Regions from separate parts of the Homo sapiens genome. Here region 2 is linked to region 1. Evidence: chromatin loops called from intact Hi-C (ENCODE). Cell type or tissue: Caco-2. All regions are shown on one strand. Each heading gives the region's core, and the rest is flanking DNA. Links, peaks and the distances in the headings are about the cores only.

Region 1 (15,961 bases), core at 4,780-12,779:
TTTGGAAATCATTTGGCATCTAAGCAGTGCTCACTGGGTGGGTGGGTGGTAGATGCTATGGCTGATCATTATAATGACCCCATACAAAGGCTTTTTTTTTTTGTTTTTTTGAGACCAAGTCTTGCTCTGTCACCCAGGCTGGAGTGCAGTGGCACCATCTCTGCTCACTGCAACCTCCACCTCCTGGATTCAAGAGATTCTCCTGCCTCAGCCTCCTGAGTAGCCAGGATTACAGGTGCGTGCCACCATGCTCAGCTAATTTTTTTTTTTTTGGTATTTTTTAGTAGAGATGGGGTTTCACAGGCTGGTCTCGAACCCCTGACCTCTGGTGATCTGCATGCCTCGGCCTCCCAAAGTTCTGGGATTACAGGCATGAGCCACTGCGCCAGGCCAAAAAGGCATTTTTAACTACAGATGAGAAAGACTGAGGCTCAGCGGCATTATGAGGCTTATTGGGGGTCCCTGGGCTTCTTGCAAACAGAAGAGGGCTATCAGGCCAGAACTGTTCACTCTTCTTCCTGAAAGGGGCTCTCTGGCCTGGTAGTCAGTCTCTGACAGTGGAAGAGTGTCTGGTGACTGGGAATATACCTTGTTGGCCCTTTCCTGGGGAAGGTTCTCAGCCCAGCAGCCTGGCAGTCTAGATGTGGGCCTGGCTGGCTGTGACTTTGTAGAGGTCACTCATCCAGGAACTCAACCCTTGGGTCTGATGTCTGAGGCCAGTGCTCTTGGGGTACAGATGTGGATGGCAGAGGCCCTGGTGTGGGTGACGGGGAGCATCTGGGAGACAGCGGTCCACCATCCCTCTCCTGGACTTGTGTCTGGCCCCCACTAACAGAAGAGCATAGGATGGTTTCCACCTTAAGGTCCTATGAGAGGAGGGGTGACAGTTGCCCAAGGGCGGGCAGCATTCTTCTCAACTCAGAAGGTTCACTTTGACTGGGGCACACATCATGTCACCCTAGGGGACAGGAAGCAAAAGCAACAATAAAAGTTGCACCAGCAGCAGGGGCTACGGGACAGAGCTTTTTTTTTTTTTTTTTTTTTTTGCCTTTTTTATGGGCTTCTCCAAAGGAAGCCAGACCTGGAGGGGAGACAAATGCTGGACACACAGGGAAGCTAAGAGAACTTGTGGGGACAAACTTGAGAACCTTCTGAGGACTTCCAGAAATAATCAGGGAGACTTGAGGGCTAGGTCACGGGTCCTGAACGAGTGGGTAAAAGAAGTGAGGTTCAAGAGAAACCTCATTTCAAAGGCTATGCCTAGCATGGGCTGGGCACACAGTGGGTCCCCAACCGTACTTTCTTGTTAATGCATTCATTAGGGCCACTCTCATTAGTGGGGATGTACATGCTGACTTGTTCTCTGCATCCCAATCAAATGGAAACCTGCGTGGAATGACAATGCAGGCTTCTGAGGAAGCGATGCAGTCGCTGTGGCTCTGAGCCTCCTTGGGGAGCTGGTCTGCCAGCTCTCCTAGCTACCTGGGGCAGAAGTTGTTCTCACTGCTCAGAGCTGGGCTGCTGCTGGCTTTCTTTGCACTGGAAAAGCTCAGCTCCACGTGCTTGCCTAGCCCCCTAACTTCCAGCAAGAATGTTTGGGACCCGAAGGGGAGACCAAGGTGTCTGCAGTGGCCAAGGGCTCTTCTGAGTGAATCTCTTGTTTGATCTCCCGGAACAGAAACTTAGAGCAGATTCTATTCCAGCCCCTCAACATACGTGGTCCTCAAATGGACTGAGGGCGGAGGAGCACAGCAGTGCAAAAGGGATGGTGAGGAGCAGTGGGTGGTGATGGGGGAGGAGGTCCTCTCTCCTCCCTGAGCAGGGCTGCCATTCCATCCACTCAATTCCAGTACATTTGATTCTGAGCCACAAGTGGCTTGTTCCTCTCCAAAGAAGCATTTGAATTTTAAAAGAGGACCCTGGAGAGGAAACACTTAACCCAAAGGAATGAATATTTAATGCCGGCATTTCAGGTTCTGGCGGGGAGAGCTCTTGGGGGGCCTTTCCCGATGTTCCACAGAGTACACCCCCAGCCGCCTACCTCCTCTGCTCAGGATGAGGCCAGCCTGGCAGCAGCTGCTGGGAGAGAATGCAGTTCTGGGCTGGGCTCAGTTTTCCTCTAACTCTGTGTGTCCCCAAGCAGGCTGTGGGGGTACTTGTTGGGCCCCAGCTGGCTTCAGTGTTAAGACTCTCAAAGGGGTGGCTCAAGGGATAAATTGTCCCCTCTTTTTCTTTTTCTTTTTTATAAAAATTGGGCCTGCAAGTCCCTTCAGGTGGGGCCACACTCTCCTGCTCAGCACGCCGCCCCCACTTTCTCTTGTCTTATACAACCCCTGCCTTGTGTGTGTACTTTACCCTCTGCCCTAGGAGTGTTTGATTATGAGACCCCCTGCTTTCACGAGGTTGTCATGGGGACCAGGGGCAGCTAGGAAAGGTTTGGGGGCTGTGAGCTGTGCATGGATGCAGAAATGAATGGGATGACAGCTCCACTCTATTTTCTGTCTGCCAACCTCAAAGCTGGGCTGGGAACCTGACATAGGTAGACTCATGTCATTTGCCCACAGCAAGGAGGACATCCCCATGTAGAAGGGGTGGGGACAGAGGCTCAGAGCAGTTAGGTGACTCGTTAAGTCATTGGCTGGTAGGGGTGGAGCCAGGGTCTGAATGGAACCCTAATGCCCACACTCTTTCCTCTTCACATGTGGCTTCAGCACCTCTCCTGAGATGACGACTCAAGCCTTACTATGGGTCGTCTTACAGTGGGGGCTTCCTGGGTGATGTGGCTGTTTGGGGAGTACCCTCAGATGGGTGGCATTGTCAGATATGAGCTCCTCATGTGATGGAGGAGAAGACAGGGCCTCAGTTTTTCTTAGGCTTTAGTAGGGAATTCTGAATCCAGGGATTTGTGCTCCAAGGGCTTCTATAAAGTGGGGCTGCCATTCAGTGTGCTCCTTGGCCTCTTTCTGGATGGAGGTGTAGAATAGATCAGTTTCCCCTTCAAAGTTTAGCCTGTTAACTTTCTTTAAAATTCAAGAGGGAGAAAATTGTGAAGTACCGTGAGTTCTGAGTTCCTCTCCAAAGAACCAATGTGTCAATATGTTCAGCTTCCCCGTTCTTTGTTCTCCATTTTAAAGTTTAACTTCCTCATTCTTTGTGTCTCCTTGCCCCTAGCCTCAGTAAACAACCCCCTCCTAGCCTCTATCACCTGCTCTGAACTTAGTCATCCTTGGTCACCTGCTCTGTTCTTAGTCATCCTGAGTCACCTGCTCTGTAACCGCCCTTCCTGCCGAACTACTCACCCTGCCACTCTGGCTCATATTCCTGCTCTCTTTAAAATAGCCAGTCAGAATTAGCTTGGAATGTGTGGTCCAATCCTAGCCAATAGGGGAAAGACACAGCAGTAGGGACTAGCTGCGTTAGGGTAAGAAGCCCTTCCCCTCCCTTTTCCGGTGTGCTCTCGCCACTGCTCCATCCGCAAGACACACCCTTCTATAGAAGTAAATTGCCTTGCTGAGAAAACTTTTGCCTAAGTGCTATTTTCACTTGGTGGCACCGAGCACTTACTTCCAACAGAGGGCTTAGAAGACAAATTAGGGATCATCTGTGCCTGTTGCTGTCTACTGGGGTGGCAGGACTCCTTTGCAAATGCCTGGCTGGTTCAAACATTGCAGCAGTGGCTGTGACCACATTAGGACTCCCTGCTTGCAGGACCACCCATTTGGGTATAGGCCCCACAGCTTAGGAAGTTGTCAACAGCTGGTGGCAATGGCAGAGTCAGAGGGCTGTGTCCTTTGAGCCTGTTCCTTCTCTCTTCCTGGCCTTGTCTTCCTGCCCCTCCCTTGGGATTCTGGCTCTGTCCCTGAAGCCCATTCCCCCTGCCTCAGGCCTTGATGCCCACAAATCTATCTACTCCATAAATGGTCTCATCAGACAAAGCCCATGGCCAGCCTGGGCTGGCAGAACCATTGCAGGCTTTTCAGTCAGACCCACGTGAGTTGGAAGCCTGGTTCTCTGGTTTACATCGCGAAATTGGGCAAGGTACTTCATCTCTCTGAGATGCGGTTTCCTTATCTTCAAAAAGGGTATGATGATGCCTCATAGGGTGTTTAGGCAGATTGAGTGTGTATAACAACATATTTTAAATTGTGCTTTACAATGGCCTTGCTTTTTCATGGAGGATTAGCACTCTGTCCTGGATGATTCTATATGAGTACCTAAAAGAGGCTCTTCAACATATTCTTGTTTGCCCGATATTCTTTTGCAAGAATGGACCATGATTTATTTAGCAGTCTTCTTCAGATGGACATTTAAGTTGTTTACAATATGTTGTGATGATAAATAATTCTGGGATAACAGTTTTGTATATTCATCATTTTACCCATATGTATCTGCTTATGTGCAACCTGCTCCTTTCCTTAGGAGTTTCCTCTCCTTGTCTTCTCTACCTGTGCAGGCATCTTACTTACCCTGCAAGGGCAGCTCCAAGGCTGCCTTCCTGTGAAACCCTCCCTGAATTTCCCAGGAGGGTCACGTTGCTCTCCTCCAGAGCCTGGTGGTTCCCTGTTCATATTTCCAGGTAGACTCCTATTCTCACATTTTAATCACTTAATTTGTATGTCTGTTTCTCCTTCTAAATTGTGAACTCCATGACCACAGGACTGTTTTTGACAGCAGAGGCTGCACATGTATCCCCAGTGCCTAGCCCATTGTTTTTCACATAGTAGGAGCTTAACTTTTTTATGCATCATGAATAAATGAAACACAGTCTCTGCCCTCAGGGAACTGATGGTCAATGGAGGAAATAAGTCATGTACACAGATAATTATAATGACAATGCAAGGCAGAAAGCACTATATGCCAGCAGAGGTACAGATTATTCTGTTTGGTGCTTCTGAGCCTTGACTGCAAATGAGAGTCACCTGGGGAGATTTTTAAACACTATGCCTGAGCGCTATCCTCAGAGAGTCTGGTTTATTTGGTCTCACGTGGAGTTCAGCAACTGGTAATTAGAAAGCCCTCAGAGTGATTCTACTGCTAGCCAGGGTCAAGAACCACCCCTGAAATATTGCTCAAGTCAATGACTCTCCTGGGGAACTTGCAAATTCCTCAGGGAACTCCTTTCCTGGGGAAATGCAAATTCTGACTCAGCATGTCTGGGTGGGGCCTAAGGCTTGACATTTTTTTCCCGTTTTTTCCCCCAGCTTTATTGCAGTATGCTTGACAGATAAAAATTGTTCATATTTAAGGTATACAATATCATGTTTTGATATATATACACATTGTCAAATGATGACCATAATCAAGCTAATTAACATATCCATTACCTCACATAGTTATTATTTTTTCTGTGTGTGGCAAGAACATTTAAGATCTACATTTTTTTTTTGAGACAGAGTTTGGCTGTGTCACCAAGGCTGGAGTGCAATGGCACGATCTCGGCTCACTGCAACCTCTGCCTCCCAGGTTCAAGCAATTCTCATGCCTCAGCCACCCGAGTAGCTGGGATTACAGGCCCACACCACAATGCCCAGCTAATTTTTGTATTTTTAGTACAGACGGGATTTCACCACATTGGGCAGGCTAGTCTTGAACTCCTAGCCTCAAGTGATCCACCCACCTTGGCCTCCCAAAGTGTTGGGATTACAGGTGTGAGCCACCGAGCCTGGCCAAGACCTACATTTCTAACAAGAGCCCAGCTAATGCTCTTGCTGCTGGTTGTGAACCATGCTTTGAGTATGCCATGTTCTCAAGCAGCTGTTGCTAACCCTGGTTGTACATTTGTGTTCCAACTTCCGGGCTGATCTCCAGACCAATTAAGTTCAGAATCTCTGGAATTGGAAACCTAGGCATCAGTATTTTTAAAAGCTCCCAAGTAATTCCAATGTGAATGAAGTATGCCCTTCTAGCTGTGTGGAAAGATGGGTGTCTTGGAAGGGATGGCACTTCTGGAAGTGGGACAAGGGCATTTCAGGGGAGGAAACCTGCTTGACTCAGAACCACTAATTGTTCTTCTAGTTCTAATACTCTAAGAAAACCATGATTGTACTGGAGGATGGGAGACCTGGGATCCAGTTCTTGTTCTGATGGGAAGCATCTATATGCCCTTTGGCAGTTCATTCATTCATTCATTCATTCATTCACTTATTTGTTTGCTGTCAAGTATTCTGTGGGGTCTGGGGAGACAGCATTGAAGAAGACAGACCTGATCCCTACTTTCATGGGGCTCCCTGGGTAGTAGTGAATTCACACAATAACAGTAGTAATTATCATAGAGCATGATAAATGGTATGATAGGGAAAGTATAGGACAATGCTCTGGATTCCTCACTGATGAGATGGATAAAGATAATGAGGCTTTCCCTTTCTACTTCACAGGATAAAATGACTGTCACATGGGATAATGAGTTTTGGGAGGCTGTGCAAAATTGTATAAAGGTCTGAAGGAATGTCACACATGGAAGCTCAGAGTGTGTGTCTAATAGGACAGAACTGATCCACCTGACAGGCAGGCATGTCAACAAGACCTCAGCCACCAGCGTTTTTCTGGATTGCTTTGGGTTTTTGTCAGGAGCCCTGATTTTAACCCTAATGCTCTCCATGGCCCCCAACACCCACACAGGCACTTAGTGGAGTGTGGTTTTCAATGGGGTTGGTTTTATATAGAACCTTCATTTATCACAACCCTCAGGATGACACAGCTCTTCTGGAAGAGGTATGCAGAATGATCCTGGAGGAGCAGCAGGGAGAGGTGTGGGCCACCAACCTGCCAGCTGCTGGGGACCTCCAACAACCTTCAGCTCGTATCTGGGCCAGCTGGGGCTGCAGAGCCTGGATTTCCAGCTGACATTGCAGGTGGTCCTTGGCCTCAGCTGCCTGTGTGAGACGGCATGCAGGTGACTGCAAGGCAAGCTTTCATTCCTCTTCATTTTTCAAAGCCTTTAACCTCCCTTGCAGCTAGGATGCTCCACTGACACCACAGAGTAGTATGGGAAACAGGACAAAAAAAATGCATCCTTCCTCAGGGTGGCTTTTGGTTGCTTGGTATTTGTTATTTCCAATTAGGCCCAAGTTAACTGGACCATGGCATATGGGTGTTCACCATGGATGTTTCTTGTCCTTTCTCCACTGCCACTTTCTGAATCCAGGGCCTTACCTCCTCAGCTCTGACTCCTGCAAATAGCTTTCTGACTGTGTAACTGCCCCTGGGATCAGCCCTTTCATTGCCCCCATATGCTGCTGACAGGATGTTTCTAAAGCACAATTTGATCTTGTCACTTTCCAAGTCAGAGCATTTTGGTAATTTCCCACTTCCTACCAAGTCAGGTCCAAACTACTGTCTGCTTCCAAAACTTTCCATCATCCTCCATTGTCCCTAGCCCCTTAAAATTTTAGCCCCAACTAATTGAAAAATGTATCCCTGTTTCAGACTGCCAGTGCCCTCATTTCTCCCCTCTACTTCCCCCACCTTCAAACACACACACACACACACACACACACACACACACACAAGCCCACATCTAGGGGTAAAGCACATTATTGCCCTACCTAGAATGTTTACATTACCATCTTTTTATCTAAATCCTGTTCATTCTTCAAGGCTCACTTTCCTCCCTCCCATAACAAACATCTACTATACTTGCCCTGACCCCTCATGCAGTTTGGTATCACTTGCTCACTCTCTGTGTCACATGTGCTCATTATGTTTTCACAGCAGACGTTGTGTGCCTTGAGTACAGGAACAAGCTAGTCATATGTGCATATGCTGTCAGCATAAAGCTGTGCATAAAGGAGGCTCAATGAGTTAGTTGGTTGAATAATAAATCCCTTTTAACAGACCAATAATATCAGTCAGAGGGGCCAGTGCTGCAAGTGGCATGTAGGGATGACAGAGACCCAGTGAGGGAAAGAGAACACCTATGGAAGTCAAACAACAGCAAGATGAGACAAGCTTCCACTATTAGAATACCATTAAATGGAGAAGAGAAATTAGTTTCGTTCAGTAGGCCCTTAATGAGCATCTACTATATAATCAGCATAAATCCCCTGCCCCAAAGGAACTCAAAGTTTAGCTAAAGTGAGAAACCCATATTCAGCCAAATACAACACACTGTGATGCCGTGATAACATGACCTAGGGCTACAGGAGCATCAAACAGCAAAGAAATAATAAGTGATCTTCCGTTGACCTGCTTTGGTTGTTGATTGGGGTCAAAGAAGTCACTATCAGAAGCAAGTGGCTGCTGTCAGGGAATTAGAAAGTCAGAGGCAGGATGAGGACACAAGAGACAGAACAGTGTTATAGAAAGAGTATGGGCTTTGGAATAAGCAAGACTTGGGTTTAAACTCCAGCTCCATCCATTACTGTAATAGCTGTGTCACCTCAAGTAAACAGCAGTTCCCTCACCTTTACAATGGAGATAACAATACCTATTTTCCAGGCAGTGAAGAAAAGCAAGATAATGCAGGCACTGCACTTAGCACAGTCCTTGGTACACAGTGAGAGCTAATGGATTTGAGCTGCCATTTCCCAATACCAAACCTTTCGGACTCCTGGGCCAGAAGGAGCAGGCTCAGGCCTTCAGCACCACGGACAGCGCCAAAGGGGCAAGTTGGCTGTTCCTTCTAAATCAGAAAAATCATAGGAGATAACAGTTACATAGAATTTCTTTGCCAGAAACGTTATATATATATTAGCTTAGTTAATTCTCACAACAAATCTACAGAGAAAATATTGCTTTTTTCCTCATTTTAACATATGAAGGAACCAAGGCACCGCAGATAATTAATTGTCCAAGGTCACGGAGGTAGTAAATGATGGAGGCAAGATTTGATCTCTGACAGATTGGCTCCATAGCCCATACTCTATTGCCACTAGGCTATGCATTGTCAGGTCTTCAGGATGCCCATGTTCTTTGAGGTGGGACAGGTGGGACTGGCAGGACTGTCCTTTTCGTTTCCTCACAGCTCTTTCTCCAGGGATCCCCTTTACTTTGTTTGGTTCTGAGGGCAGGGCCTCAGCCAAGTAGTATTCTGTTTTTGTTATGGCCACACCCAGCATTTATGTGCCTGGTTCTCTTCTTTCTCCAAAATCCCCCACCCCAGGCCCCTCTCCTCACATATTTCCCTCCCCTCATCTATTCTCCCACCTTTCCCTCACAGTTGGGGGTGAAGGAGGAAAAGAAAAAAGAGTGAATTGAGTAGGAAAGAGAAAGAAAGGCTGAGATTAGAAGAGGTCTCAGGAGAGAGGGAGGAATAGGAGAGTGAGCAAGAGAGAGAGAGAGAGAGAGAGAGAGAGAGAGAGAGACAAGAGCCTGAGAGATGGTCATGTATTCCAGTGACAGTACACCAGGAGTAAAGAGGGGGCAGAAGAAGAGAGATGGGAAGAGAATGAGTGAGGAGTGAGGAGGGAAAAATAAGTTAGAAGGAAGCAGGCATAGAAGATGGAAGGAAAAAAAAAACGAGGCAAGGGGTCAACAGATATGAGTAAATGAGTAAATGGAAAGAGTATATGAGAGGAGAAGAGAATGTGAAAACTGAGAAGAGACATGTGATGATGTGGAGAGAGGCAGGGAGAGAACTGGGAAGGAGGAGCTGTCAAATAAGTCTCAAGTTCTGTTAAGCAGTGAGCTTACAACACATGTCTCCCAGATGGAGCTAGAAAATTGCCCCTTCCTGAAGGAAGGAGAGAGCAAAAGCAATTGCTCTCTCCTTCCTCAGGTCTGGAGGTCCAGCAAATTCAGGGAGAAGGGTGGGAAACTCTGCCAGTCTACTATAGAATCATGAAATCTTGCAAATTTTAAGGATCCCTGAGTTTTCCTTTCTTTGGTCAGACACACTCTTGTCCACTCAGCCATGCCCACTCTTTTGCACCCTTTTTCCACCACATGGGCAGAAAAGAGTAGGCATGGCTGAGTGGAGAAGAACAATCAGGAGGGATTGCTGCCCTCCTGAAAAGAGCTGCTATCTGCCATCACCCTCTGAGCCTTGCCTATAATTGTGAAATGAAAAGCATTGTCCTTTTACGGAAATGTCAGGAAGCTAGTGAGATGGCATTGCTATAAAGAGCTACCTAAGACTGGGTAATTTATAAAGAAAAGAGGTTTAATTGACTCACAGTTCCACAGACTGTCAGAAAGCATGACTGGGGAGGCCTCAGGGAACTTACACTCATGGTGAAAAGTGAAGGGGAAACAGGCACATCTTACATGGCCACAGAAGGAGGAAGAGAGTAAAGGGGGAGCTACACACTTAAACGACCAGATCTCCTGAGAACTCACTCACTATCACAAGAATAACAAGGGGGAAATCCTCCCCCATGATTCAATCAGCTCCCACCAGACTCCTCCCCCAATATTTGGGATTACAATTTGACATGACATTTGGGTAGAGACACAAATCCAAACCGTATCAGATGGATTTTTGCAGACCCTGTTTGGTCATCTGATAACTTGAAGGCCTGCCCTCTGGAGGAAGGACAGGGGAAGCATTGATACTTCTTTATCTAAAGTTTGTCCCTGTGAGTCTGAGGTGAGGAGGGTGCATGGTATCACCCAAGTCCTCACTTCTTTTAAACTAGCTGCAACTAATTCTACTATCAAGAACCAGAGAGCATTTATGGAACATTTATGCGTGCTTGACATGGTGCCAAGTGCCTTTTCACAATGTCTTGTGTAATCCTCATAAAGACCCTGAGAAGTAGGCATCATTAATCCCCAACTTTGCAAATATAAAGCTGGGGCTGGGGGAGGTTAAATAACTTATGCAAGACCACGCAGCTAGTGAGTGGTAGAGCAAGGAACCCATTTATTCAGTCTCTAAGGCCTGTGTTCTTTCCATAATGAGGTAAAATCATGTCATAATATTGTCTTCAGAAGTGAGGACACCTTTTACCATAAAATTGGGAAGCTTGAATGTGAAGTGGCTGAGACCATGAAAGCCTTGCTTATAAGACATGTCTCATTGTCTCAAAGGAGGCAGAAATATCCCTGTGTCAACCCTTATGGGGAGTTAGTCCTAAGAAAAAGAAATGTATTGTTAATTTCTGTGCCCAGAAGAGGAGCCCATTTGTATTCCAATCACGCAGGGAAGAACTTTTTTCTAATTTCCACAAAGGCCCCAAACAATGTTTTAACTGTAGCCTTGTAGCCCTGTTCTTTCTCTTTTCCTTTTCATTTTCAAATGTATTTCCCAGACTTCTACTTCCAGAAATAGTTCTAGCTGTTTAAGTATCTGGTTTTGGATTTACCTTCCCACAAAATGCAACGTCCAATGTCAAGCATTGGACAACAGGAAGCATAGGATTTTGATTCTTGAGAGAAGGAAAACACAAAAGATGTGTCCCATGACTTGCCCTGACTTTCTGCCTAGGATCCTTTTTCTAACCTTGTTACAGTGAAATGAAGCCCATGAAAAGAGTAAAAGCAGTGGTTTCATTGAACTGAGGAGGCAGAAATTAAAGTTTGGGGTCACGAAAGTATCTGAAATTTGAAAGGCAGGGTACCAGAGGGGAGGGACCTTCTAAGGGCAAAGTCTACATGAGGGTTTCTCTCAGGTTCTTGGCTGAGGTCTGTGCTGCATATATACAGGTTGGGATGCTGTACCATAGCCTAGGAAGTGGCTGCTGAAGGGTTGAAAGCTTAATGGAGGTTCATGAGGTTATGCAATGCTGAGAGATCTTGAAACTCCATTTTAACCAAAGTGAAGACACCTCACTGAGAATATTGGGTTATATCTTAGGAATAAGGACCATGCCCTAGAGTAAGAACTATATCCTAGACTAAAGTGGAAATCAAAATAAACTCATCCTGAAAAGCATAATAACAAGCCTGACAATATCCAGAGGATCCACTAGTAATTTAACTGTCTGTTAGAACCTAAAACAGAAGACAACATAATCCAAAATGCCCTACAAAATAGCATTAACAATGCCCAGCATACAATAAAAAATTACTAAACATACAAAGAGGCAGAATAATATGACTCATATTAAAAGAAAAAGCAATCAATAGAAACATACCTTCAGTTGACACAAATTTTGGAATTAGCAAACAGCACTTTAAAATAGCTATCATCAATTTAGTCAAGTATTGAAGAGAAAATATGAATAGAATAAGCAAACAGATTGGGGAATATCAACAGAGCTTTTTTAATACTCAAGTGAAAAGTCTATAACTATAAAGTAAAATATCTGAAATAAAATATTCATTGAAGATTAGATATTGCAGATAGAAAAGGGTCAGTGAACTTGAAGACAAATGAATATAAATTAGCCTAGTTGATGAAGAGAGAAAAAAGATTAAAAAAAGAAACTTGGGCTTCAAAGAGAATAAAATACCTAGGAATCCAACTTACAGGGGACGTGAAGGACCTCTTCAAGGAGAACTACAAACCACTGCTCAATGAAATAAAAGAGGATACAAACAAATGGAAGAACATTCCATGCTCATCCATAGGAAGAATCAATATTGTGAAAATGGCTATACTGCCCAAGGTAATTTATAGATTCAATGCCATCCCCATCAAGCTACCAATGACTTTCTTCACAGAATTGGTAAGTTAGAAGGAAGCAGGCATTGACTTCCAATGACTTTCTTCGCAGAATTGGAGATTCTTGTGATGTCATACAAATTTTAGAATGAACTTTTATATTTCTGCACACAACGTCATTGGGATTTTGATAAAGATTGCTTAGAATCTGTAGATGGCTTTGGGTAGTATTGTCATTTTAACAATTTTAAGCCTTTCAATCCATTAACATGTGATGCCTTTTTATTGAACTATTCTTTAATTCCTTTTAGCATGCTTTGTAGTTTTCAGTGTACAAGACATTTGCCTCATTGGTAAGTTAATGCATTGGTATTTTATTCTTTTTGATGCAATTGTAAATGTAACTATTTTCTTGACTTCCTTTTTGGATTGTTCTTCATTAGCGTATAAGAATGAAACTAATTTTTGCATGCTGATTATTGTATCCTGCTACTTTGCTAAATGTATTAGCTCTAACAGTTATGTGTGTGTGTCTGTGTGCATGTGTGTGTGTGGAGTCCCAGCTAATATGGCTAGAACTTCCAGTACTATGTTGAATAGAAGTGGTGAAAGTAGGCATCTTTGTCTTGTGATCTTAGGGAAAAAGCTTTCAGCCTTTCACTATTTAGTATAATGCTATCTCAGTTTTTCATATATGACTTATTATGTTGAGGTGGTTATATTCTATTACTAGTCTGTTTAGTGTTTTTTTTATACTTTAAGTTCTAGGGTACATGTGCACAATGTGCAGTTTTGTTACGTATGTATACATGTGCCATGTTGGTGTGCTGCACCTGTTAATTCGTCATTTACATTAGGTATATCTCCTAATGCTATCCCTCCCTCCTCCCCCAACCCCACTACAGGCCCTGGTGTGTGATGTTCCCCACCCTGTGTCCAAGTGTTCTCATTGTTCAATTCCCACCTATGAGTGAGAACATGCACTGTTTGGTTTTCTGTCCTTGCCATAGTTTGCTGAGAATGATGGTTTCCAGATTCATCCATGTCCCTGCAAAGGACATGAACTCATCCTTTTTTATGGCTGCATAGTAGTCCATGGTGTATATGTGTCACATTTTCTGAATCCAGTCTATCATTGATGGACATTTGGGTTGGCTCCAAGTCTTTGATATTGTGAATAATGCTGCAATAAACATACGTGTGCATGTGTCTTTATAGCAGCATGATTTATAATCCTTTGGGTATATACCCAGTAATGGGATGGCTGGGTTAAATGGTATTTCTAGTTCTAGATCCTTGAGGAATTGCCACACTGTCTTCCACAATGGTTGAACTAGTTTACAGTCCCACCAACAGTGTAAAAGTGTTCCTATTTCTCCACATCCTCTCCAGCACCTGTTGTTTCCTGACTTTTTAATGATTGCCATTCTAACTGGTGTGAGATGGTATCTCATTGTGGTTTTGAATTGCATTTCTCTGATGGCCAGTGATGATGAGCATTTTTTCATGTGTCTGTTGGCTGCATAAATGTCTTCTTTTAAGAAGTGTCTTTTCATATCCTTTACCCACTTTTTGATGGGTTTGTTTGTTTTTTTTCTTGTAAATTTGTTTAAGTTCTTTGTAGATTCTGGATATTAGCCCTTTGCCAGATGGGTAGATTGTAAAAATTTTCTCCCATTCTGTAGGTTGCCAGTTCACTCTGATGGTAGTTTCTTTTGCTGTGCAGAAGCTCTTTAGTTTAATTAGATCCCATTTGTCAATTTTGGCTTCTGTTGCCTTTGCTTTTGGTGTTTTAGTCATGAAGTCCTTGCCCATGCCTATGTCCTGAATGGTATTGCCTAGGTTTCCTTCTAGGGTTTTTATGGTTTAGGTCTAACATTTAAGTCTTTAATCCATCTTGAATTAATTTTTGTGTAAGGTGTAAGGAAGGGATCCAGTTTCAGCTTTCTACATATGGCTAGCCAGTTTTCCCAGCACCATTTATTAAATAGGGAATCCTTTCCCCATTTCTTGTTTTCATTAGATTTGTCAAAGATCAGATGGTTGTAGATGATTTCCGAGGGCTCTATTCTGTTCCATTGGTCTATATCTCTGTTTTGCTACCAGTACCATACTGTTTTGGTTACTGTAGCCTTGTAGTATAGTTTGAAGTCAGGTAGTGTGATGCCTCCAGCTTTGTTCTTTTGGCTTAGGATTGTCTTGGCAATGTGGGCTCTTTTTTCGTACCATATGAACTTTAAAGTAGTTTTTTCCAATTCTGTGAAGAAAGTCATTGGTAGCTTGATGGGGATGGCATTGAATCTATAAATTACCTTGGGCAGTATAGCCATTTTCACAATGTTGATTCTTCCTATCAATGAGCATGGAATGTTCTTCCATTTGTTTGTATCCTCTTTTATTTCATTGAGCAGTGGTTTGCATTTCTCCTTGAAGAGATCCTTCACATCCCTTGTAAATTGGATTCCTAGGTATTTTTTTATCTCTTTGAAGCAATTGTGTATGGGAGTTCACTCATGATTTGGCTCTCTATTTGTCTTTGATTGGTGTATAGGAATGCTTGTGATTTTTGCATATTGATTTTGTATCCTGAGACTTTGCTGAAGTTGCTTATCAGCTTAAGGAGATTTGGGGCTCAGACAATGGGGTTTTTTAAATATACAATCATGTCATCTGCAAAGAGACAATTTGACTTCCTCTCTTCCTATTTGAATACCCTTTATTTCTTTCTCTTGCCTGATCGCCCTGGCCAGAACGTCCAACACTATGTTGAATAGGAGTGGTGAGAGAGGGCATCCCTGTCTTGTGCCAGTTTCCAAAAGGAATGCTTCCAGTTTTTGCTCATTCAGTATGATATTGGCTGTGGGTTTGTCATAAATAGCTCTTATTATTTTGAGATACATTCCATCAATACCTAGTTTATTGAGAGTTTTTAGCATGAAGGGCTGTTGAATTTTGCTGAAGGCCTTTTCTGCATCTATTGAGATAATCATGTGGTTTTTGTCATTGGTTCTGTTTATATGATGAATTATGTGTATTGATTTGCATATGTTGAACCAGCCTTGCTTCCCAGGGATGAAGCCAACTTGATCATGGTGGATAAGCTTTTTGATGTGCTGCTGGATTCGGTTTGCCAGTATTTTATTGAGGATTTTTGCATCAATGTTCGTCAGGGATATTGGTCTAAAATTCTCTTTTTTTGTTGTGTCTCTGCCAGGCTTTGTTATCAGGATGATGATGGCCTCATAAAATGAGTTAGGGAGGATTCCCTCTTTTTCTATTGATTGGAATAGTTTCAGAAGGAAAGGTACCAGTTCCTCTTTGTACCTCTGGTAGAATTCGGCTGTGAATCTGTCTGTTCCTAGACTTTTTTTTGGTTGGTAGGCTATTAATTATTGCCTGAATTTCAGAGCCTGTCATTGGTCTATTCAGGGATTCAGCTTCTTCCTGGTTTAGTCTTGGGAGGGTGTATGTGTCCAG
Region 2 (15,961 bases), core at 5,090-13,089, 60 kb before region 1:
AGGGGAGGAACTGAAGGAGAGGGTGGTTCAGGCTTATCACACAGACTGACTGACTCTCTTCCAGACCTCAGTCTTATCCGTCAAATGGAGACCACGATATCTATGATCCCAGCTACAGTGGCAATGTTCCCTCCCTGCCAGCCGGCTGTGAGGATGACTTATGATGGCTGTGGAAGACTTGCTTCTGAATATACAGACTCTTGTGGAATGCAGCAAAAAGCCTGTGAAGGCTCCAAATAGAACTGGGTTCGAATACCACTTATGCTACTTGGCTACTGTATGACCTTGGGGAAGTTGCTTAACCTCTCTGAGCTTCAGTTTCCCCATCTGTAAAACAGGACTAATCACTTAAATCTGGAATGGTTGTTATGAGGATTACATCAGAAAACTCAGGCGACATGGCTGGTGTCTCCAAACGGCTGCATACATGCCTCGAAACCTCCTCACCTACTCCCCTTGGCACTTTCAAACTGCTATGATTTTGTAGAAAGGTGTGGAATTTAATCTCTGATCCGCTCCCCTCTGGGAGGTGATCTGCAGGGGCGAGGCTCCTCATGCCGACAATGGGCCTGTGCTTGGTGTGGGTGGTGGTTCCCTGTCCATTCCCTCTGGTCCTGGAGCCCTTCTGTTACTGGTGCACTGGGATCCTTTCTGCCTGAAGGCCTCTTTATGAGTCACGTAAACGGGGACCTGGCAGGGGTTCTTTAGAACAAATATTTCCACTTTCTTTAGAGGATCTGACTCTCCAGTTTCCCAATTAATGAGAGCTCAGGTTGACCCTGGATTTGACAAAAGCTCGCTCCCACTTTCAGGTTTGCCGACAGACTTTCGTGCTCTTCCTCATCCCCACTTTATTTCTACCAACCAGAAAAATTACCCCTCCTCCCTCTGCCGTTCTAGATTTTACCAGCCTGGGCGTTCAAGAGCCCCTATCCTTAATACCCCCATGCGTTGGCATGTGGTTTTCTGAGGCCCAGAAATCCCTTCCTTTCTTTATCCTCTGGTTCATAAAACTCCGATCAGACGGCCTCTTTCTCCGGGAACCCTTCTCTGGTCTTTCCAGACACAACGAACCCGGCCGGCTGCTGTGGCCTACGCTAGAGGCATCTGGGCAAGAAAGGATTAACGGTAATAACTGCCCACGGCCACCAGGGGGCATGCTACCCGGGACGGCTCAAGGGCTGTGCAACGTGGGGCTTTTGTCTAGTTGGAACCCCAAGCACAAAGTGACATTGCAGTGGTGTACCTGGAGCCCTGGACCATGGGGCAGCAGTCAGAAGTCAGTAGGCACTGTCCTAGGCAGACAGACAGGAATGCAGCCCCACCAGCCTCTGCAGTCTTTCACAGAGCACCCGTAGAGACCCAGGGCCTCCCGCTTCCCTGAGGAGGGGCTGAAGCAGCAATGCAGCCGGTCAGGAGCTTGTCTAGATTTTTCAGCAGAGAGGGAGGTTTCAAGCACATCTTGCTTCTTCACAGAGTCCCCAGCCCAGGGGGCTTTGATAGGGTAAAGCCTACCTGCAATTAGAATCACGATTCTGGCCCAGAGTGGGCTAGAGCAGCCCAGCGGACCCCTCCCCAAGTCCCCTCCCAAGGATGCTCCTGGCTCTCCAGGCGATAACCACACCTAATTTGTACTTTTTATTATTTATTTTTTTAGTTTTTTGAGATGGAGTCTCGCTCTGTGTCCAGGCTGGAGTGCAATGGCGTGATCTCGGCTCACTGCAAATTCCGCCTCCCGGGTTCAAGTGATTCTCCTGCCTCAGCTTCCCGAGTAGCTGGGATTACAGCCACGCGCCACCACGTCTGGCTAATTTTTGTATTTTTAGTAGAGACTGGGTTTCACCTGTTGGCCAGGCTGGTCACGAACTCCTGACCTCAAGTGATGCCTGCTTCGGCCTCCCAAAGTGCTGGGATTACAGATGTGAGCCACCGCGCCCGGCCCACCAGATGTGTACTTCTGAGGGGCCTTTGTCCCCTTACTTGTCTGCTACCTCCACCAGGTGGGAGCCCTTCAAGAGCACTGGCCACGTCTTGTTCACCCTGGCATCCCTAGTGAGGCCTGGCCCAAGTGAGTGACCTGTAAATGGCACGCCAAGGCCCTTCAGGCTCACTGGGTTTCCTGTGGACACGGCATTCTCTATGTGTGCCTGTACCCATGTGCTCCTGGCACACTGGAGGGGCTCACGTGTCCCACATAAGAGAGGTGAGTGGGGGCAGGGCCTGGCCAAGGAGCTGGATGAGAGGTGGGGCAGGCCTCATTGAGCACTTGGGAAATTAATTGAGGGGTCCACATTGAGCTCCCCACTCTCTCCTTCCCCTCCTCTTCATGAAACTCTTCAGGACCTCGCTGTCTTGTCCTTGGGTGACATGAGGGCCGGTCTTAGGTGTCGACTTGGCTAGGCTACAATCCCCAGTTATTCCATCAACACTAATCTAGGAGTTGCTGTGGAGGTATCTCGTAGATGTGTATCTTAGTCCATTTTCTGTTGCTATAACTGAATACCAGAGACTGGGCAATTTATAAAGAAAAGAAATTTATTTCTTAGAGTTCTGAAGATTGAGATGTCCAAGGTTGAGGGGGTCCATCTGATGAAGGCTTTCTTGCTAATGGTCAGTGCAGGGCATCGTATGGGGAGGGGCTCACAAGAGAGAGCCAAGCTGGATTTTTGTAACAGACTCACTCTTGTGATAGCTAATCTACTCCCATGATAACCCATTAATCTATTAACCCATTAATCCATGAATGCCCACATGACCCAACTACCTCTGAAAGGCCCTGTCACCTGCCAATACTATTAAATTAGGGATTAAGTTTCAGATTGAGTTTTGGAGGAGACATTCAAGCCACAGCAATGTAGTTGATATCTACAATTGGTTGGGGTTTTTTGTTGTTGTTGTTTTAGAGACAGGGTCTCACTCTGTTTTCTGGGCTGGAGTATAAGTGGCTTGATCATAGCTGACTGCAGCCTTGAACTTTTGGGCTCAAGTGATCCTCCCCGCTTGGCCTCCAGAGTAGCTAGGAGTATAGCCTTGAACTTTTGGGCTCAAGTGATCCTCCCGGCTTGGCCTCCAGAGTAGCTAGGAGTATAGGAGTGTGCCACCACACCGGGCTAATTTTTTTATGTTTTGTAGAGATGAGGCTCTTGCTCTGTTGTCCAGTCCTGTCTCAAACTCCTGGCCTCAAGCAATCTTCCTGCCAAAATACTGGGATTATAGGCGTGAGCCACTGCACTGGGCCGGTTAACCTTAAATAAAGGAGATAGCCCTCAATAATCTGAGTGGGCATGAGTCAATCAGTTGAAAGGCCTTAGGAGCAGAGCTGAGGCTTTCTTGAGAAGAAATCCCACCTGTGGCCTGCAGCATCAGCCTGAGAGTTCTGGACTGCCCCTCCTGAGAGCCTGCGCTATGGATCCAGCCCCCACGGTCACGTAAGCCGATTTCTTGCAACACATCTCTCTCTTTTTTTTTTTTGAGATGGAGTTTTGCTCTTGTTGCCCAGACTGGAGTGCAATGGCACCATCTCAGCTCACTGCAACCTCCGCCTCCCAAGTTCAAGTGATTCTCCTGCCTCAGCCTCCCGAGTAGCTGGGATTACAGATGCCTGCCACCACGCCTGGCTAATTTTGTATTTTTAGTAGGGACGGGGTTTCTCCACGTTGGTCAGGCTGGTCTCGAACTCCTGAACTCAGGTGATAGGCCCGCTTTGGCCTCCCAAAGTGCTGTAATCCCAAAGTGTAATCCCAAAGGGATTACAGGCATGGGCCACCAGGCCTGGCCGCAACACAACTCTTAATATATGTCTCCTATTGGTTCTGTTTCTCTGGTGGAATCTTCTCAGATGCAGGCAGGCTGGGGAAGCTCCCTGTACCTGGGAAAGGCAGGAGGAATCAAGACGGTGCATCAATGCCCATGCTGGGGCCCTCACTGTATGGCACACAGAGTGCTAAGACTTTTGTCACATTTAACCCCCCAAGCATCATATGTCACAGGTTTATTATCCCCATTTTATAGTTGAGGCAACTGAGGCACAATGAAGTTATGTGGCCAAGGTCATACAGCATGCTGCAGGCCTGGATCATAAACTCCTGGTTCCAGGGCACAGCGTTTTAACCTTTTTCATGCCAATGACCTGTTTCATCTTGGTGAAGCCATGGACCCCTCCTCTGAATGATTCTTTCATATGCATTAAGTAAAATAAAGGTTACAAAGGAAACTATTTCTAAAAAGTAATCATCAAAATATCCTAAAACATAAACTTATAATACAGTAATCTATGTACTTTTTAACTAAAGCATCCCATTAACCGGACTATTGGGGTCTACATGTCACACAACTCTATGTCATGTATCTGTGATTATTGTACTGGGCTATGAAAACTCTATGATTCTCAGGAACAGAAAACTAAACACCACATGTTCTCACTCATAAGTGGGAGTTGAACAATGAGAACACATGGACACAGGGAGGGGAACATCACACACCGGGGCCTGTTTGGGGGTGGGGAGCGAGGGGAAGGAGAGCATTAGGACAAATACCTAATGCGTGCGGGGCTTAAAACCTAGATAACGGGTTGATGGGTGCAGCAAACCACCATGGCACAAGTATACCTATGTAACAAACCTGCACATTCTGCACATGTATCCCAGAACTTAAAGTAAAATAAAATAAAATAAAATAAAATAAAACTTTGTGATTCTTCTTGGTGGCAAAGTCACACTTATTGTCAATTCTATGTGTGGTTCCTTGCTTACCTTCCTGATGTTAGTGATAAGAGTGTATTTCTTCTTCATCCAAGTTAACAGACCCCCTGAATGATCTCTGATCTAGGGCAGACTTCACCACCCTTCTGTGGCACCTGCTATGTGCCAGGGGCTTCACTCCTGTCCATGAGCTTGTTCCATCGTCAGCCCTAAAAAGCAGATGCCACAGAGGGGTGGTGCCTCCTCCCTTCAGGACGCAGAGGGGCATGAGGGGCGAGGGTCCCTGGAAGACACAGTCCGTTGGGGAAACTCCCACGCCAAGCTCAGCGCCCCCCTCCCCGCCCAGCTCTGATGGCCGGCCTGCCCTTGCTCCTGCACTGGTGGCCCCCAGGTCTGGACCCACTTGCATTCCCCCCACGTCCCTAGTGTCACGCCGCAGCCCAGCCCTGCGGCTCCCTCACTGCTCCTCTCAGGGACAGAGGCCGTGGCTGCCTTGTGTTTCCTGCAGAATCTTCCCGTGTTTGTGTCAACCCGGGGCTGAGCTCAGCCAGCTGGCTCACCCTCCTGCATGTAGAGTGGCTTTGCCGACTGGCAGCCTGAGGATGAGGCAGAGGTCTCTGGTGCAGAGTGAGAAGGGGCAAGGGTGACAGCCAGGCTGCCTCAGGGCTTTGCTCGCCCACCTCCCCGCCCACCCCCCCAGTGCCTGCCATCAGTACTGGAGGTGGGAGTAGGGGCTGTGGGGGCCTTCAAGTGCAGCAGCTGGAGAGGCACCCCCACATCTTCCTCCTTCCCCCCCAAAACAACCAGGCCAGCCATGATGAAAATAAATCTCCCAGCGTGACAGCCTGATTTGGGCCTCAGCCTCACCCCCTCCTCATCTTCATGTTGCTTCTCCCACTGTGAGAAGAAAGGGATGAGGAAACAAAATGTTTCAGTGCTCATTGTGTGACAGGCACTTTAAAAAATAAATACATTTTTAGAGACGAGGTCGCGCTAAGTTGCCCAGGCTGGAGTGCAGTGGCTATTCACAGGCACGATCCCATGACTGATCTGCAAGGGAGTTTTGACCTGTTCTATTTTCAACCTTGGCTGGTTCACCCCTCCCTGAGGCAACCTGGCGATCCCCTGCTTCCAGGAGGTTACTGTATTGATGCTGAACATTGTATGGGCCCCCAATGGGCACTCCGGGTGCACTACAGCCCAGAACTCCTGGGTGCAAATGATGTCACCGCAGCTTTCTGAGTAGCTGAGGTGCACGCCACTGCGCCCGGCTTGTGCCAGGCACTTTGAATACATGATCTTGTGTACTCCTCATCAGCACCTGGGAGTTGTTACTATCACACCAATTAGACAGGTGAGGAAGCTCAGGCTCAGAGAGGGCATCACCCAACAATAAGAGGCCAGAATCTGAACCGAGCTCTGGTGCCAAGATCCAGTCTCTTTCCACTTCGTGCACTGCCTTCCTCTGGTCGGCTTTTACAAATCCCTGGCTCTCAGCTCCCAGGCTGCACAGAGCATCTTCTATCATTTAGAAAGCCTGTATCGGTTCAGACTGAGGTGTTAGTCGCTGGATAAGTTGCTCTTCCCTGGGATATTTGCGTTTTAAGAGGGCTTCAGGGAGATAGCTGCACTCAACTCTCAGAGAATGGCTCTGTTGCATGGCACATGGGCTGAATGCAATTGTTTGAGGTTTCAGAAGATGAGAAAGGTGTGTGAGGCCTGGGTTAAGGCAGCATGGAGCTGAGAGCTTGGTGTGTGGGCAGGTGGGCAGAGGAAGCTGCAATGACTAATGCCACTTGAAGTGCTGCTTTGCCTAAACTGCCCCTACTGGTCCCACCCTCCTGGTGAGTGAACTACTCTGGCCCCTGGGGGAATCCTCCTTTCCTGAGAGTGCCCCCGAACCCACAGCCTAGAACTATGACTCCGTGTTAACTTTCATTGTAAGGAGTGGGAGGAGAGAGCAGTGGAGGCGCCTCCACTCAGGACTTGGGGATTGGCTGAGTGGCTGGGGGGCTGGAGCCGACTAAGACCTCTTCGGTCCACCGCCCAGGAGAAAGACAGGGTCTCCCTTCCTTCTCTGCCTCCAGAGCCTGTCCAGGGAGATGTTTCTCTCCTTCTCCTCCTCCTCCTCCTCCTCCTCCTTCTTCTTCTTCTTCTTCCTCCCCTTCCTCTTCCTCTTCTTCTTTGGAATTAAATGTGGAACAGGGAGATTCTCATTCCGTATCTCCCCCAACCCCAACTCTCCAAGTTAAGGAAGGCTTGAGTGGTTACACCCATCTGGCAGAGGGGGAAACTGAGGTTTGGAGAGGGGAAGGGACTGTAGAACCACAATAGGGCCTGGGCTTGCAGGAGGGAGGACAGTGGAAACACACTTCCTTCTGTGATGTTAAATCTTTGCCCCCATTTTGAGAAATGCAAGCTTCTAAAGGATTTCCTCTTCTCAAATCATGTCCCAGAAAGCATTACTGTGGGGGCCTTTGGGAGACAATGCCTCAACCCAGAATTTCTGAGAATGAGTATCACAAATATTAGTGTCCCTGTGAATAATACAACATAACAGTTTTCTAGGGTTTTCTACATGCCAGGCTCCCTTCTGAGAGCTCTCCATGCATCGACTCATTTAACTTCCATGACAGCCCTATGAGAAAGGTGCTACCTTCATTCCCATTTCACAGACGAGGAAACAGTGCACAGAGAGTGTAAGACACTTGATCAAGGCAACACAGCTAGTCAGTGCCAGAGCTAAGTGTGCAACTCAAGCTAGAATATTCTAGAACCCAAGCTCTACTAGTAAATAAAATCTGGCCAAATATATCAGGGAAAAATAACACAATGACTGTTGGTGTGGTAAAGGTTCTGAAAAGTTCATCAAACAAAAAAAATGTATTTTTTTTTTTGAGACAAGGTCTTCTGTCACCCAAGCTGCAATGCGGTGGTCCAATCTTGGCTCAAAACAGCCTTCGTCTCCCAGGCTCAGGTGATTCTCCCACCTCAGCCTCCCGTGTAGTTGTGACTACAGGCACACACTACCATGCATTGCTAATTAATTTTTTTTTTTTTTTGTAGAGAGAAGGTCTTTACAAAAGTTTTTTGACACAGTTTTTGAAACCAATTTTACCCAGGGATGCTTTTTTTTTTCTTTCACTGATGGAAAAATTCTTTGAGAATTGCTGCCTTGTCCCCAAAGTGACTCCAGTGAAGCCCAGACCCTTTGGTAGAGTGGTGGGGGCTGGAGGATTTTTCTGGTTCCCAGTGACCCCAAAATTCCACCCACTGCCTGGCTGCCTTCTACAGAGTTGCAGGCCCTCCCTAAATGAATCTTACAGGATCATGTGTTCCTTCCAAATACTTTACAAAACATGAACATGCAGGATACAATCAGTTGGGAGGAAGCCCTTTTGATGTTGTCAAAGCTGCATTTTTAGCCTCGTGCTTGAATTCTCTCTCTTCTGCCTGTTGGAGAGGGCTGGTGGTTGCCTCATTACAGCTGTGTTTCATGGGAAGTGTGTGTGTGTGTGTGTGTGTGTGTGTGTGTGTGTGTGTGTGTGTCAGAGTGGGTATATAGAGCAAGTAGCTGAGAGGCAGGAAATAGGGAGTCCGAAAGGCAAGAACTGTTCCTCTCAGCCACCCAGCCTCCGGCCCAGGCAGGGAGGAAGTCTCTTGTGTAGGCATGAGCAGGGAGGGGAGGGCATATATGGAGTGTCTGAGATCTCCACACAGAGCTATGGCCGCACATCAAAGCCTGGAACATAAGCTAATTCCTGGATTTCTGAAACCTGATTCCTTCCTGCCAAGGGAAGTCCGGCAGCCACAGCCATTAGCACCACGGACAGCGGCAGGCCTGCAGGTGCGCCCCGGGAAAGGCCTGGACTTCAGCTGCTCAAGGAGCAGGCAGGCATTGGTGGGACTGAGTTTTGATAGATCAATGGGATATTTTTGCACTGCACTGGGGCTTAGCTGGACTCACTGTCTTTTACTTCTCCCGTATCCCACCTAATGAATACAAGGTCACAGAGGGTGGTGACAAGGTGAGGACAATGGTATATCCATGCCCTCCAGGGGTGTGCAGAAGAGACAATTGAGGCTCAGCAACACTGTGGCACTGGACTGCTTGAATCCCCTGCCGTACCTGTGTCTTCAGTGCCCAGCACATGGCAACTTCCCAGTTAATGTTGGTGCATTGGGAAGGTGAGCTCTACTCCGTGGCTAAGTTCTACATCTGCATGGACTAAGGGCTGAGTCTCCTCTAGGGGAAGTCCATATGGTCTCAATGAACTTCTCTGAATCACAAGCTTGCTTCCCCCAGCAATCCATAGCTTTATTAACATGACTGCCAAGAAGAAACAAATAGCCACACCCCTCTAGTGACCCCTGGGGCTGTTGGTGGCTTGCTGTGCCACCCAGGGAAAAACAGCCTATGCTGGGCTCTCCTGTCTTATTCTATTCCATCCCACAAATGCATGTTGAGTGCCATCTCAGACCCGCCCTGTAGTGATGAGGAGACCAAATGACAGAATCTTTGCCTAAAGAACCTGCAGATTCATAGAGAGAAAAGCCGCTCAGGGGAGATAGGATGTGGCAAGGGCCATCTGAGGATTGCCACTTGTCACGTGTGTCACCCCAGCTCTGGGACATAGGTGGTTTGGGGAGGAAAGGTCCATGTTGGCAGATATTATCATGAAGGCAGAGAAGGAAGTTGGTAAAGTAACCCCCACAGGCTTCTCAGCTAGTGAGGGATAGAGTGTTTCTGCTTTCTGCTGGATCTCGTATCTTGCACATAGTAGGCACTGGATAAATAGTTCCTGCATGGATGAATAATTAAACTGCACCACCCAGATACAGGACAGAAAAAAGCTGGCAGGGGAAGGGTGGCTTGAATGATTGGTTCTTTGGCTGGCCTAGTGTGGGAATAAGCCGAGCTCAGTGCAGGAGGACCTGCTTAAATCATCCTCATTTTGGGTTTCTGAGAGCTGTCTCTCTCTCTCTCTCTCTCTCTTTTTTTTTTTTGCAGGGGACTTGGGCTCTGGAGAAAGCAAGCCCAGACACTGCAACAAGCTCACAGCTCCATGAAGATCCAGCCAGGGCCAGCCCCTTAGAGGTGAGATAATTAGGGCCCCAGTAGCAGTCTCTGAGAGGGCCAAGTGAGGGCTTTCTGGGGCTGGCTGACCCTCTTGACTCAAACGTGTTGCTGCTGCTTCTGGGTTAATGGGCCTGGTGGGTGCTTTCTCACTGGTCACTGAGCAGGGCTGTCTGATGTCTTCAGGGGCTAAGACTGGAGCATTCTTTCTCCACCCCCTTTAGCTGTGAGCATCTCAGGAGCTAGGGCTGAAAATGGAAACAGGCCTGTGGGTCACTGTGGCCCAACCTCTCAGAACAGCAGGAGCCTGTGCACTCCACCTCGCCCCCGTTCTGCCCTACACTGTAGGGCACTAGTTCCTGCCTGAAAGGACTGGAAGAGCCTATGGCTCCTATGCGCCACTAGCTCTAGCTGAGTGCCCAGCAGAGGTAGAAAATATGATTTTCCTTCTCTTTCTTTCAGAGCAATCACTCACTAGACACATGAGGAAGACTAAGGGGCTGGAGGTGGGGTATGCAAAGAGAGGTACAGGGCCAGGCTTACTACAGTGTCTCCAAAAAGGCCAAAGATAGTGCATAAACAAAATGGAGCTGGAAGACAGAGTAATCAATACTTGCAGAAGCAGGGTCCTGGGAGAATGCTTGATGGGAAAAGTGGCACATGTAACATACTGTCCACACCAGCCCTGCACAAACCCTTGGCTCTGTACAGACCAGCCTCTTTGCTGTGCCCCAGACACCAGTTGGGCAGCTCCACTGCACTATCCACCCAGACCTCTCACAGGTTCAAGTCTCACTTGTCCTTGAAGGTCCTGCTCTGTCTCTTCATCCTGGGATAGACTTCAAGTGCCTTGTGTGGCCACAGTGACTTGCATTTGGCAACCTCTTCCTGCCTGTACTCCTTGTCTATACCACCTAAATACAGATGGCTGCTTAGGTGCTTTCTGTTTGTTAGTCTTGTTCCTCCATCCAAGCTGCAAGCTCTTTAGCAAGAACATCATATTCATGCCTCCCACCCTACCCACCCCAGCACAGAATTCTGCATATGGTAGGTGCACATGCTATATGGAGGATGAATGAGCAGATAAATGAATAAATAAGGAAAGAAAGCAGAGAAGAAGAAAAAGAGGGAGAGAAGGAGGGAGGGAATGAGAGAGGGAGGGAGGGAAGAAGAAAGGAAGGAGGGAAGGAAAGGAGAAAAGAGGGAAGGAAGGAAGGGAGAAAATAGAGAAGGAAGAAAGGAAGGAAAGAAGGAAGACTTCTCTGTTTTTTGCAAAGGCTAACAGGAACCTGCATGGCCAATCAATTTCCTTCTTTGCCCTCCTTTCCTAATTTTCCAGCATAAAGAGTATCTTTTAAATTTTTTCACTTTTTGAGCAAACTATGACATGAGATCATATATGTAAAATTTTCAGGCACTATAAAATAATCAATAATTTAAAAATATTTATTTGACACTTGCCATGTCCTCATGACAGTTCCTGCCCTTTGGAGGCTTACCGTCTGGCTGGGAGAGATCAGCAATATATGCAAGAAGCCTTCAGCCAGACTGACCTGGCATCTGGGAGCTCCAGATCTGGGGGGACACATGTCCAGGATCCCAGCATAATCTGGAGCAATTATTGGAGTGATTACATATGACAGTGACATTTATAAATATATAGCTTTATCTTAGTTTCCCCATCTGTAAAACAGGGATGCATATCTCATAGTGCTGTGAGCATTAAAATAATTAATATATCTAAAATGCTTGGCATAGGGATACAGTTAGTGCTCAGTAAATATTACCTATTATTGCTATTGCCAGCAGATAAAGGAAGAGCTTGGAATATTGCAACAGAGCTTTTAGGGTACAGGCCTGAAATGGCTTACATCAATCACTCAGCTCACATTCTATTGGCCATTGTTCTGTCACATGTCCTCACCAGTCTGAAGGAGAGGCTGGAAAATATAGCTGGGCCCTGCCCAAGAAGAAAAGGAAATGATTTTGTGACCTCACAGTGTTCTCTCTGCCATCATCCACAATGACTTCCATCTTGCCATACGCAATGGATACCTTTTTATCCTCATCTTACTCTATCTCTTGTGGACTTTCCAAATTACAGATCACAATCCTCCCTTCTGAGCTGCTCCCCTCTGTGAGGCCATTTTCCTGGCTTTCTTTCCTACTTTGACTGCTTCTGTTTCTTTTCTCCTCTATCCATCTTTTAAATGGCTGGGGTGAGCATGGGGGGATTGTTATAATGAGCTTGTGCTCTCTCTCTCTCTCACACTTCAATCTCCATGAAAACTTGCTTGTGTATAGCTCCATTATCAATTTTTTAAAATAATTTTTTAAATAGAAATGGGGTTTCACCATGTTGCCCAGGCTGGTCTCAAACTCTTGGGTTCAAGCGATCCACTCGCCTTGGCCTCCCAAAGTGCTGGGATTACAGGCATGAACCACCGTGCCTGGCCAATAGCTCTATTTTTAAACCTCACTGCTGAGTACTAGACTTATGTTCATTGCCCACAGGATGTCTTCATTCATATATTTCACTCAAAATGAACATTTCCCAAACTGAGTTCATAATTCCTTCCACCTCCCAGCAGTGACAACATATTGCTCTTCCCCAAATATCCCCACCTTCTCATGCTCACTCACCCAGTTGTTCGACCCAAATCTTAGAAGTTAATCTTGATTTTTTTTTTCTTTTCCTTCTCCTTCCTTAACTTCTATCTCAAATCCATCAGCAAGACCCATGGGCCCCAAGTTCAAAATATACCTGGAATTCACCTACTTCTCTTCTACTATCTCAGACCAAGCCATCGTTATCTTTTGCTTAGATCATGCAATAGCCTTCAAACTGGTTTCATTTCCAAAACCCACCCCCACTCCACCACCACATCCATTCACCACACAGCAGCCAGCGTGGTCTTTGCAAAACATAGATGGATCACATCACTTCCCTGCTTAAACTCCTTCAGCAGTTCTCAATTACACACAGGAGACAATTCACCTCTTTCAACATGGGCTCCAAGGCCTTGGGTGATCTCCCTCCTGTCTATCTCCCTGACACATCTCCTGCTGTCCTTCCCTTTGGGGATGCAGGCAGAAGATTGGCCAATGTATTCCACATGATGTCTCTAAAGAGCTTACACTCTAATTGGGACACAGGTCTGATTTAGAGACAGCATGTCAATAAACACCCATGCTGCAGCTGTTCAGGTACAAACTCATGTGCTACGGGTAGAAAGAAATGGGGGAGCTGAGGGTGTCTTGTAGAACAGCTAGAGTAGAAGGAACCAAGACTGTTGTGTACCACTGTGTACTCAGCACGTGGCATGATGGCTGGCATATGACAGGGGTCAATAAACACATATTGAGCAAATGAATGACATACACAAAAGATGAAGATGAATGAATGATACGATTCCTGCCCTACTGGAGCCCATAGCCAGGTGGGGGAGGCTAACTAATAAAGAAATGCATGATGGTAAGACATAGGATGGCAGGGTACATTCAACGTACTCTAAAGCGTACATGGGTAGGAACTATCAACTCAGCTTAGAGAAGGGTCACGGAAGACTTCAGACAAGGAAGTGACACTTAGCTGAGACTGAAAGGATAATTAGAGAGGAGTCCAGATGAGATGCAGGAGACAGGCCATGGTGCAGGTAGATGAAGCATGGGGCCCACTGCTGGTGGAGGCCACTAAAGAACCGGACATGACAGTGTGGAACCAAGCATCAAACTATGTGTCACAGAGCACAGGGCTCTATGAAAGGATAAGATAGAGAGCACTGGTTGGCACATAGTAGGTTGTCAGTGTATGTTGGCAGAAGGAATGCCTGCTGGATTACTAAAGGCAATTTAGAACAGATTTGAGTGGGTCTCGAAATGTAAAAACCACAGTCTAAATGGAAGGCAATATGTTAATATAGGTCATAATTAGTATTGAAGAGAAGATAGTCACCAATGATATGGATCGCTCAGGAGGAGCAGAAGCCAGGTGGATAAACAGGTATGTCAGCTGGGTGCAGTAGCTCACGCCTGTAATCTCAGCAATTTGGGAGGCTGAGGCAGGTGGATTGCTTGAGGCCAGGAGTTCGAGACCAGCCTGGCCAACATGCCAAAACCCCACCTCTACTAAAAATACAAAAATTAACCGGGCATGGTGGCGGGCACCTGTAATCCCAGCTACTTAGGAAGCTGAGGCAGGAGAATTGCTTGAACCTGGGAGGGAGAGGTTGCAGTAACCCAAGATTGTACCATTGCACTGCAGCCTGGGCGACAGAGTGAGACTCTGTCTCAAAAAAAAAAAAAAAAAAAAGAAAAAAAAATAGGTATGTTCAACACTCCAGCAGGCCATGCCTTCTGGCCCTGCCATGATGGGTGGGAGGAAGGAGAAGCAAGGGGAAAGACACCTCTTGACTTATTTGGCTGCTATGTGGAGGCTGCCTGGGCTCTGCCTGCCCTGGAGCCTGCTGCCCCTGCCTCCTGGTGGAGGGCTGGTCTTGAGAGGCGCTCCCAGGAATGCTGATCCCCAGGGAAGGTAGCTTTGCTTGTGGTCTGCCAAGGTGAAAGCCTGGGTCTCAAACATCTGACCCTCCTTGCTTCATCTTTGCCCAGATACTGCAAGGACAAAATCACTGGGACTTGGCAGTCTCCAGCAGTCTGAAAGGCTGGGGAATTCAAACGGAGTGAGTGTCTGCCTGGAAAATGTTTGTCCAGGTGGAACTGGTGACTGGGAACAAACACTCTGGGTAGTTTTGAAAGACAAAAAGACAGAGCAGGGCAGGCTTGGGGAATGTGGGAGGCATGGGACATCCCCCTTCTGCGCTCTGGAGAAGGACAAAGGATGTGAATTATCTTTGAGCTTCTCTTTTTTTAAAACCCTAACCCTCCCCATGCCACCCTGCATATTGCCTTCATGTCGCATCCTAGTGGTCATAACCATGGCAGGGGAGGTTGAAAGCATCAATAGCTAATAAAAATAGCTAAGCTTCTACTGAGCTAGCTATTGTTCTAAAGCCTTTACATTAATTGGCTCGTTCAGTCTTCTCAATAACTTAGAGGTAGGTTCTTTTTCCATTCCCATTCTACACATGGAGATCCGAGCTCAGAGAGATGAAGCAACTTGCTCAAGGTCACACAGACAGGAAGTCTCAGACCCAGGATTGGAAGTAGGCCATGTGGCTCCTGAAATCACGTGCTCTTGGGATGACTCTGAGGCAGAGAGTGGAGAAAGACTCCCAAGTCTGAGGAAACCAGTGAAGACTGTGGCCAAGAAGTAGCTGTTGAAGCTGTGTTCACTGACAGGTTCAGATAGCCCCTGATCTGGGTGCCGGGAGGATCCTGGCTCTGTCATGTGGGTAAAATGCACTTGGCAAACACCCTACACTTGCAAAACCTTTTTTTTTTCCTCATTGGTGCGGTGGGAAAATGATCACTAATCCACAGTAACATGAGGAATGAATGAAGGAGCACGTGCAAAGTGCCTGATGCATACGTAGTAGGTGCCAATAAATGTGCTCCTTCTCTCCTTGGTAAAGTTGGCTTCCGGCTAGGCTCAGTCATCCTTTCCACAAATATATGTGGAGAGAACAGGCTAGAGCAACGAGGTTGGGAGTGGGGAAATGACCCAGGGTGATCAGAGGACAAAAATAGATTTTAATTAACCCGTAAGAACCTAGTGCAGGACAAATGAGAGTTAGCTTCAAAGCAATAGCCTTAGGTGGGTGCACTGTTGTTCCAGAGATGCTGATGCTACACCAAACACTGACACCAGCCCTTAGATTCTCCCCCCAGGACAGGCCTGGTGTGATTCCCATGTTGGGGGTGCTAGGGCAGGAGGCGGCCTTTTAAGGAAACTGAGTCTCAGGGACAGGAACCACCTGGCAAAATCACACAGCTACTCAGGGCAAGAGCAGAAGCTGGGGCTTTGATTTCTCCGCTGGAAGTCTCTCCCACACCGGCGGGCCTCTCATCCTTCCTTAGCCTCACATGCTACATTGGAGATAGACTATTCTGCTCTCATCTGAGGCCATGGTTTATTCAAGACTGGCTCAGAATGGCTTTGGACTATTTGGACTATTTTCTAAAATAACTAAACCCATCTCAGGAGGAGGAAGCTGGGGATGTCCAAGGGAATGTGCCCATGCATCTGCCTGGCAGTGGCCGGGCTTGGAGTAGAAGCTGAGTG

Evidence for each region. Peaks named below come from ENCODE experiments on the same cell type or tissue, not always from the same donor. Only the 100,000 strongest peaks of a DNase experiment are listed, where the experiment ranks them.
Region 2: a loop joins it to region 1, with 9 times the contacts of the local background. A loop is called at or near these places in 6 of 110 quality-filtered maps.

What each region holds. Positions count from the first base shown.
Region 1 is chr2:119,099,115-119,115,075 of GRCh38, reverse strand. No RefSeq gene overlaps it. Among named protein-coding and RNA genes, the nearest start is that of C1QL2, 52 kb to the left of the region's middle. RefSeq lists enhancers at 1,460-2,125, 2,708-3,907. In Caco-2, for the core only: no CTCF peak of the experiment used is centred there; a DNase peak (open chromatin) is centred at 8,575.
Region 2 is chr2:119,159,833-119,175,793 of GRCh38, reverse strand. LOC107985941 (a long non-coding RNA gene) reads left to right here. Exons shown (of 3, transcript XR_001739665.2): 3 at 65-4,693. It also overlaps the pseudogene RN7SL468P. Among named protein-coding and RNA genes, the nearest start is that of C1QL2, 9.1 kb to the right of the region's middle. In Caco-2, for the core only: no CTCF peak of the experiment used is centred there; a DNase peak (open chromatin) is centred at 8,523.